Regions from separate parts of the Mus musculus genome. Here region 1 is linked to region 2. A link is a loop called in an ENCODE intact Hi-C map of the cell type or tissue named here. Cell type or tissue: left cerebral cortex. All regions are shown on one strand.

Region 1 (5,000 bases), 670 kb after region 2:
AGCATCATACGATAAATCTGTTACATATATATATATATCTACTTTCTAAAGAATAAAGCAAATCACTGTATGCTGATAATTTTGCTTAGAATTGCATGGGGGTGGGGAATGAAGGTTTATTTAAGACTATACCTAACATTCACTTGGCTATTTAAGGACTTATTGTGATACTTATGAACCTTTTTATTCCTATATTTATTTTGTTTTGCCTTAAAAGATATTTACAAGAATTCTGAGAAGCCTGAACCTCCCAGTGGGAAGCAGTCAAGTTTTAGTCCCAAGATTTTTAACAAATGCTTATGATATAGGACATGCTGTAATATGGATCACCGCAATGATGGTTTGTAGTTAATTATGTGTTTCATAAAATACACCTAAGTTTTCTTTAACCTTTTGGTCCAAGCTCATGTTAATAGCTTGGTTGGTCACTTGATTATTAGATAGTTTTCTTCTCTTTTTTTACTTTCTATGCCTTTCCCTTTACCTCACTTTACCTCTTTCCTTCGTTTCTTTCTTCCTCCCCTCCGTCCCTTTCCCTCCCCTGTCCCTCCCCCCCCATCCACTCTCTTCCCTTCTCTTACCAGCATTTGTTTTTCTGGGGGTTGGAGCTAGGACCTTGTGTGACAAATGTCAGCTATTTTCCGATGTTGTGCATCCATATCTAAGATCTGTAATAATCCATTACTTGTTAATTTCCATATGGTTTTCAGTGTCACTTTTGAAATATACATATACTATTAGAGCAGCTTTATATTTAAATTATAGGATTTATTTTTAATGTTTTTACCTCTTGAATTGTTAGTCTATAGTTGATAATTTTTTTGTGTGGAAAAGACAGAATGTTCATACAGAATTACAGTGAGAGTTGAAACTCGTACTGTTACATAGAACTTTAGTTTTCTCTTGTATTCAATACATAATGCATATTAGCCACTTCTTTTTTTGTTTGTTTGTTTTTTGTTTGTTTTTTTGAGACAGGGTTTCTCTGTATAGCCCTGGCTGTCCTGGAACTCACTCTAGACCAGGCTGGCCTAGAGCTCAGAAATCCGCCTGCCTCTGCCTCCCGAGTGCTGGGATTAAAGGCGTGTGCCACAACGCCCGGCTAGCCACTTCTTTATGTGATTTGGAAGTATAATTTAAAAAAAAACAGTTATGCTAATTATTCTATCAGAAGTTTGAAAATTGTGATATTGAGTTGTTGTGGAATCATTTTGGTTTCTTGTAGTTTGCTCTCTTCTGGTTTCTGTACTGAGAAACATAGACATAGGCTTCATTTATGCCTGCATTTGAGTGGGAAGGCCCATTAATAAAAACAGGCTCCTCTCTCTCTCTCTCTCTCTCTCTCTCTCTCTCTCTCTCTCTCTCTCTCTCTCTCTCTCTCGATTTGAGAGGAAGATTAAGACAGGGTCTAGTTATATAGCCTTGATTAACCTAGGACTTAGTATGTTGTATGTAAATCAGCCTGACCTTTTAACTTGCAGGGATTTTTCTTGCTCTTGCCTGGGATTTTAAGTATGAGCCAGTATACCCTTTTTTTTAATATAATTTGACATTTTGTCTTCCTTGCTGTTGTTAAAAGACCATTTTTAGTCAAGCTGGAGGGTATGAGCCCCTGTAGCCCTTTAGATGAATGCTAATTTTCTTCTTTTTTCCCCCCCATTGTTTTAATAATAGATTAATAAATAAAATATATTTTTGAATTAAAAATGTGCATCATAAAATGTGTGTTGAGTATGTTATGTAAATCTTTGTTTCATACAATGAGCAACTTAATGATTCATTTTAAGGAGTGCTTTGTATGGCTTATGTTGTCATCTTTTTTTTTTTAAATTGTGTGCTTGTACATAGGAGCCACTCTCCCCATGGGATTGTCAGAGCACAGCACAAGGGAGTCTGTTCTCTCCTTCTACCGCGTGGGTCCTGGGTCCAACACTGTCAGGCTTGAGACCATTGTTTTTACTCATGAGTCATTTCACCAGCCCTGTTACTATTCTTGATTATACCAAGATTACAGTCTTTATGTTAAATTATAGTATTCTTGTTTTTTTACAAGAACAATACAGTCTACTGTTTCCCTAAGTTGAAAGATGATACCTTCTCAGTTTTATTCAGAATTAAGTAAATTAATTTTGTGTTTATTGGAATGTTTTTAAACTGATTTGTGCAAAGATTACTAGGGAGTTATGTTTTGACTGTGGTTTCAGGTACAACTGTTACAATAAAGGGAATCCACATTAGACCTTTATATCTAGGATTTGACTTATTGATCAGTTCATATACAGTATAATATAGATATTAATGTTTCTTTCTCTCTCTCTCTTTCTCCTTTTTTTGGGGTGTATCTGGACAGGGTGGACCAAGTAAATTAGTACAAAAACATTTAGCTGGTTTGTTTAACAGCATCACATCATTTTATCATCCTTCAAATAATGGGCGTTGGCTGGTAAGTATGTTCAGTTTCTGTTATAGTATTTGAAGAAATAAAGATATAATTTAGCTATTGTTTATCTTAGAACGGTAATATTTCTTATCTGTCATGTAAGCTTTGGCTATGTGTAAGTGGTTAGATCAAATCTGTGTGTTTGACATACGTACATACATACATATGTACACACACACACACATATATACATACACACTAACTTAACGCCACATGGCTATTACTGACAAAATAATAAATAATGCCACAAAAGCATAGCCACATCACGCCAGTTTTATTTTGTCGATATTTTAGCTTTGTTTTGTCTTTTAATTGACTGATTAAGTATCTTTTAAAAAAAAAGAAATAATGGAAAATTTTTATTTGGTAGGAATGTACTTTCTTTCACTCCCCTTCTCTTTTAAGACAGGCTCTCACTGTGTATCCCTGGCTAGCTCAGAACCTACTATGCACACCAGGTTGGCCTCAAATTACCAGAAATCCCTGTGTCTTTGCCTCCTGAACACTCTTATTAGTGTGTGTTACCATGCCTGACTAGAAACTGTTTTGAAACATGAATTTAAGGCAAGGCAGGAAAGCACATGACTGTAGTCTTAGCACCCATGAGACTATGGCAGGAAGATCACAGAACCAGGCTATGCTACATAGTGTGACTCTGTCTAAAGGAAAACGAAACAAATTAAATCCTTGAATTTAGAAATTACTCTTTGCTAGTTTGTATAGCATGCTGTTTGTGTAGTAAGAGCATAAAGTTCTTTGTATTCAGAGTGTTTCTTTTTCTTTTTTTCTTACTTGAGAGAAAAGATCTATGTAGGAAAGTTGAACCTGAGTAGAACCTATTGTTTCTATGTTCCCAGAACAAGTTAATGAAACTCCTTCAGCGGTTGCCAAACAGTGTTGTTAGGAGATTACATCGTGAAAGATTCAAGAAGCCCTCCTGGTTAACTCCTGTGCCTGAAAGCCATAAGCTTACTGATGAAGATGTTACAGACTTTGTACAATGCATTATTCAGCCTGTCCTCTTGGCTATGTTTAGCAAAACTGGTAGTCTAGAAGCAGCCCAGGCTCTGCAGAACCTTGCACTTATGAGACCTGAGTTAGTAATACCCCCTGTGCTTGAAAGGTAAGCTCAGTTTTGTAACTCAAGTCCCGGGGATTTAATGCTCTTTTCCAGCACCGTGGGTACCAGGCACACATGTGCTGTACAAGCATAATGTTTGAACAAAACACCTGTACACAAAAAATAATTAAATCTAAAAGAATTAAATGACACTACTGTTATTATTTGCCTTTCTGTGGAAAGCAGTGCTTACATATGTCTTCTGTACTAAGTAGATTGCAGAGGGAAATAATTGAAGTTCTGTGTAAAGACCCTAGGTGTCCACTTTATAAGCTAGGTGCTTGTAAGTGCAGCTTTGGACAGGTAAGGACAGGAAGATCCTTGGGACTTGCTGGGACTTGCTGGCTGGCCATTGTAGCCAGTCAGTGACCTCAAGTTTCATTGAGACCCAGTCTCAGAAAAAATAAGGTGGGGAGATGTGGCTGAGTTGGTAGAGTCCTTTGTTAGCATGTCCAAAGCTGTGGGTTCACTGCATATAAAACTTGACATGGCAGAAATTGTGGTACAAGCTTGTAATTTTAGTACTTTTAGTCAAGATGATGAAAGAGTATCAAACTCAAAGTCATCCTTAGCCTGCGCTACAGGAGACCTTATCTCCAAAAAGAAAAGACTAAAAGATATTTGTTTGTAACAGGACTAAGTAGAATATTTGTACCTTGTCTTCCTTAGTTCAGTATGCTGTGGATTAAGTTGGCTGAAACAGTGAAAGCTTATAAGTTTATGCTTTTTTTTTTCCCCACTGGAGTTTGTATGGAGACAAGATCAGATAGGGGTGTGATTGTAACTGTATTGTTCCTTTGTGTGTATAAATCTGTTCATGTTAGTACAAAGTTTCCACTCAGTATTCTGCTATCTGTAGTTCTGCAGGTCAAAATGCAGCTTATGAACTTAGTATATTTAACATTGAAACTGTACTCTGTTTTAAACTATAGAACATACCCTGCTTTAGAGACATTAACAGAACCTCACCAGCTCACAGCTACTTTAAATTGTGTAATTGGAGTAGCCCGAAGTTTGGTATCAGGCAGCAAATGGTTTCCCGAAGGGCCAACACACATGCTACCTCTGTTGATGAGAGCATTGCCTGGGGTAGATCCAAACGACTTTAGTAAGTGCATGGTAAGCATATTGATGATTTTGTTTTGTAGCTGTTATTGTTGTTAAATAAATACTTTTCTTTTTAGTTAGATACCTTTAGATTATAGTGTTACATTTGGAAATGGTTAAGTTGAGGTTTGTGCACAATTGATTTATGTAATACCTTCCTTTGTAGTTTTCCTTGATCTGCATATGTTTATTGTTCATGTTTTAAAATTCATTATGTAGTTGCAGGTTTTCTTAGACATAGTAAACGTTTCAGGATGATTCTCTTGCTCTTTTCTTTATTTGGGTGACCAAGGAAGAGTGATAAAAAGTTACAGGTCATAGAAGCTGGGCATA
Region 2 (5,000 bases):
AGGTAACTGTTACAACAGAGGCTAATGACTGTCTACATGAGCAGCCCACAATGACTCTCATCAGTGCAGCTCAACACTGGACTGCTCAGGCCTCCTCTGTACTTTAACCAGTACAGGGCAGGACTCAGATACAGAAAACACAGACCTTTAAAAACTAGGGAGACAAGCTTTTAGGAGAGAAGAGGAAGAAGAAGAGATGATGCCCAACTGTCTAATCCTGGAGAATGCCCTAGACTAGGAGAAAATATCTTTTTCTATCATCTTAGGGTGTGCAGGTAGAGCATATGACAGCACCAGCTATGTCCATTTTTTAATAAAGGGCAGATGCTGTCTCTCCATAGCTTTCTTCAGTGCTCAGGACAAGCAAGTCTCACCTTCCTTCTTTCCTTTCTCCTTACAGGTGCCTGAAGAATGTCACATGGATGAAGGAGAATATGGCCTGGGCCAGGAAAACTCTGGCTTTCAAGGTCCCCTCAAGTGAGCCACCATGAGAATTCTGCAAGAGTACAGCTTATGGAGGACGGGCTTCGAGGCCTTCTTTTGAGGACATCTATAAACACTTCACAAGAATCAAACTAAGGGAGCCACGTACCAGGCACTCACTTGTTGGATGAGTTGATGCAATTCTGATAAATACCTATAGATTGCTCTCTGGGAAGCTCAAACCCACAGTCCCAAGGACTCTGCGTTAGTGGCTGGAAGTTTAACAGTCCAGAGTATAGTTCAATTCCAACATTCAAAAATGCTGTACCTGTCGTCAATAGAGTCCACCTTCTCCTGGATGCGGTCGGAGTTGATGTTCCCATCGCTCACCAGTCTTCGGCCAGTCTCCACAACAGCATTGATCTTCTCCTCGTTGGCATCCATGGTGGTCATGAAGTCCTCCTGCTTTTTAATGGCTGCTTCAGCTCCTTCCAGGGTGGTGGGCATTTCAGTATGAGCCAAAACATACTCCTTGTTTTAAAAGAGGAAAAAAAAATCCAAAATGACATTACATATTAACAAAGAAATTACAAGGACTGTTTCACTGTATTTCCATTCCACAAAATAATTTATGAAGCGGGTAAAATTAAAAGTTTGACAGACAAACATAACACACACACACAGCCTAGCCCAAGGATAATCCATTAGTCGCTCCATTTCTCTAAGTGGTAAATGTTATATAAATAGGTTTTCCTACAATAAGCAAAGCTTGGTCTGCTGGCTAGAAGAGTCCTCTCAGGTCCACAGAAGCAGCAGCAGACCCTCTGTACTCTCTTAAGAGAGATTATAACCCTGACACTGGCAGCCATCTGCAGTTGCTTTGTATCCTTGGGTGAAATTCTTGATCTTTCTAGAACAAAAAATAATCCCCCAAAACTTGCTCACTGTATTCTTTAAATTGAGCCCGCACGCCACAGAACACTGCCTAACTAAATAAGGAGTTATATAGACCTCAACAGTAATTACCACAGAATCATACTTTGGAAGACAAAAGAGCTTCCTTAGAAATTTTCAATTCTAGGTCTTTACAGCGTGATGGGTTTCAATGCCATTGAAGAGTTGGGGGTGGAGGGGCATCCGTTTCAAAATAACACATCTAATTTCATATAGGCATGGCTTAAGCCTGCTACTTAACCAAAAGTTTCCAACATCAGCCAGGGCCTGTTTCAACAGGATGGAAGCCAGGCCATGTGGAACGTTACCTGGTTATTAAGAAAAGCTTCAGCTTGTTTGGTGTCCCTAAGGAACTGCTGGTAGGCATGGGACTGGGAGAGGAGGTTTTGCCTGTTCTCCCACATTTTGTGGAGCTCATTCCAGCCAGTGTCTAAGGCCTGCAGCCGCTGCCGCAGAAACATATACTGGGCATCAGTCTGCCCCTGGGTGACCATCTCGCCCATGTCCCGCATCTTCTGGTAGTCTTCCTCATAATTGTCGATCTCATTTTTGATATTCTCGTGCTGTGTGAGAAGCTTCTCTGCCTCAGTGAGGGTATTGGGCATGTCCTCTGAGGCGATAGCAGTCTGGGTCCTGGAGAGCCAAGACTGGAAGTCGTCCAAGTCCCGCAGAAACTGCTGCAGCTTGCTGGCCTCTCCCAGGGAGGCCTCTCGGTTCTTCAGGGTTGTCTTCATTTCCTCCCACACATCACTGATCTCGGCCAGCCGAGACAGGATAGCTTGAGCCTGGTCAGGGTGCTCGGACTCCAGCTTCTCAGCTTCTTTCTGCAGGTCACTCAGCTTCGCCTCAATGGCTACCAAGTCTCGTTCCATGCCAGTCAGCTTGCGCTGCAGGGCCATGACACCTGCCAGGTCATTGCCAAGGTCTTGGGTAGACTCGATGACCTTGGTCTTCTCCCGGATCCAGGATTTGGTTTCATTGCACTCGAGGTGGTAGTTCTGGATGCTCAGGGCAGACAGAAGAGCATCCTTTTTCCTGTCCACCAGTTCTCTGAACTGACTCCACCTGTGAATGTAGACAGCACAAGAAGGGATCAGAATGTCTGGTAGATCCTGAGACGGGTAGCCAGAGTTGAAGCTGCCTCACTTTCCTCCTTCCCATCTTTCTCTGACTTTCTCTGTTTTTACTTGTGTGCTTTTAAATCATGTCACCCAGTAAATGTCAATCAGATGGCTTAGTGCAATGGAGTCCCACAGGGTCTAGTAATTCGTGCCTGCTGTATGCATCATACATTTCAAAACTGCTCTGGAGGAATATTTCCCCAAGCCAGACTGATGGTAAACTTTTGAACAATCTACTCAAAGATGTCTGCTCCACAGACAGACAGGAACAGGACAGGGGTCTGCCCTGACAACTGATGCTATCTTTGGCAAATCAAGCTTCATTATAGAACCCTGCTCTAGGGTTCTAACCCTAACTTCAACTTAAAGGGACAACACAGACAGGTTCTATCTTGCTGTCTGTCTTCTACCAAGGCTCTAATTTTAATCTGAGGAGAAGTTAGGTACTGGGTGACTCTGACTCATGTCCTGAATAATGTAACCTCACTTTAAAAGCTGTTTCTTGCAAAACATGGATGAGAATACTTGGTAAAGCAGATGCTGCTGTCATGACATCCATGCTACAAGGATGTGAACCTGTGCAGGAAACTCTTTTCTGACAGCAAAGCTGGGCAAGCACTGTCACCCTCACCAGAGCCACACAGGGACAGCAGGCGCTCTGCTGATGCCATGCATACCTCGTGTTGAGTTTGTCTTGCTGAGCTCTGATTTCCTTTTCACTGGGGTGGCCATTGTGCATCAGCTGCCGTGCAATCTGGTTCACCACAGCAACCCGGGAAGCCTGGTTGTTCATTTCTGGTTCTAGGCTCTCAAATCTGAGGAAAGCAATTCAAAAGAGTAGTGACTTTAATGGCTTATGTTTCAGTCCATCGCCTTAGCACCCAGGTAGTAGTAACTTCACTTACCTGTGCTGGATGACTTCCAGGTCCTCCAGCTTCTCTGGGATCTGCATGTTGTTGAGCCACTGCTCCTTCTCGTCAATCCAGAGCTCACAGGCATCAGCCTCACTGAACATCTTGTACAGGGCCAGGGTGTCCTGCAGAGCCTGCTTCCTTAGCCGTGTTAACTCTGCCATCTCCTTGCAGCGCTCCTCAATTCCTGCCAGCCGGCCCTTCACATCTGGAGACTCTGCATGTGCTTGTGGAAGGGCACTGGCTTGCTCATGCAGTGTGTCAATAGTGGGCCTGTAGTTGGTGATCTCTTCTGCTACATCTTTATGCTTCTTGACCAGAGACTGCGTGGAGTACTCATCATGGCCCACATCATTGCTGGAGACAATCTTGAGTATATCTAACATCCAAGCATCAATATCATCAGCATCAGCCTGGAACTGGTGCAGTAATGAGGCTTCCTCTAGGCGCTTCTTCCTAATGGCTGAGAGCTGTTCCAGGTTGGCCCACTGCTCCCGGATATAAATGATTCTCTCACGGATCTTTTCCGATCCAAAGTGTTCCTCTGCAATCATGTCTTCACCTTCTTTAATGGCCTGCTCAAAATGGCCACTACGGCCACTCATCTCATCCTCAAATGCCCGGTGCTTGCTCAGCAGGCGCATGACACTGGTCAAGTCTTTCCCGTAATCATCAGAGGACAGGATCTTCTCCTTCTCTCGTATCCAGCCTTCCTCTTCTGCCATCTCCCAGAAGAACTTCCAGAGGCGACGGGACTCTTCCAGGCGAGCCCTACGCTCGGCAGCCAGCTGACAAAGCTCTTGATAGCAGAACTCCATGTGGGCAACACGGTCTCGAATTACCTGGGGGTCACATGGCTTGTAGCCTGTTTTAACACCAAGGAAAGAATGCTAAGTCTCCAATAGCTCCCTGTTCATTTGCAGACAGTAAACTATGTTCCATGTTCTAGCTTGGCTCCCGTCTAAGCAGTGTCATATAAAGAGCAACAGTCACTTCCTGCCATACTGACTAGGACAGGAAGAAAGGGCTATGACGAACACTGCACTTTTGGCCCAACTGTAGACAAAGAGATCACTTACAAATCAAGAAAGCACACGTATCATATGGAAGCAGCTGTGTTTACTTAGTTCTTAAGAAGCAGTGGTGGCGCAGGCCTTTAATCCCAGCACTTGGGAGGCAGAGGCAGGACAGCCAGGACAACAGAGAAATCCTGTCTCGAAACAAACAAACAAACAAAAAAGCAAGGCTCTGGGCTGGAGAGATGGCTCAGCGGTTAAGAGCAGTGGCTGTTTTTCCCAAGGTTCTGAGTTCAAATCCCAGCAACCACATACACATACATGGTGGCTCACAACCATCCGTAATGAGATCTGATGCCCTCTTCTGGCATGTCTGAAGACAACTACAGTATACTTACATATAATAAATAAATAAACCTTTGGGGAAAAAAGAAGGTGTGCACCACCTCTGCCCATCTTATTTAAAGAAGCAAGGCCCAGTCCTTCTCCCTCAATAGCACGTGACTAGGTGTCAAAGCTGAGAGCTGCTAGAGCAACCACAGTAGGCTGTCGGTCCACATCGTTAACGAGTATGG

What was found. A loop is a pair of places that touch in the nucleus more often than their neighbours do. Peaks named below come from ENCODE experiments on the same cell type or tissue, not always from the same donor. Only the 100,000 strongest peaks of a DNase experiment are listed, where the experiment ranks them.
Region 1: it touches region 2 in a loop (3-fold over the local background); 5 of 42 quality-filtered maps call a loop at or near these places.

What each region holds. Positions count from the first base shown.
Region 1 is chr11:30,807,486-30,812,485 of GRCm38, forward strand. It overlaps Psme4 (proteasome (prosome, macropain) activator subunit 4), which reads left to right. Exons shown (of 47, transcript NM_134013.3): 8 at 218-340; 9 at 2,351-2,443; 10 at 3,298-3,563; 11 at 4,493-4,679. Among named protein-coding and RNA genes, the nearest start is that of Psme4, 38 kb to the left of the region's middle. In left cerebral cortex, no CTCF peak of the experiment used is centred here; a DNase peak (open chromatin) is centred at 1,920.
Region 2 is chr11:30,135,189-30,140,188 of GRCm38, forward strand. It overlaps Sptbn1 (spectrin beta, non-erythrocytic 1), which reads right to left. Exons shown (of 35, transcript NM_175836.2): 13 at 3,404-4,274; 14 at 3,176-3,313; 15 at 1,686-2,442; 16 at 752-954. Among named protein-coding and RNA genes, the nearest start is that of Sptbn1, 82 kb to the right of the region's middle. In left cerebral cortex, no CTCF peak of the experiment used is centred here; a DNase peak (open chromatin) is centred at 2,090.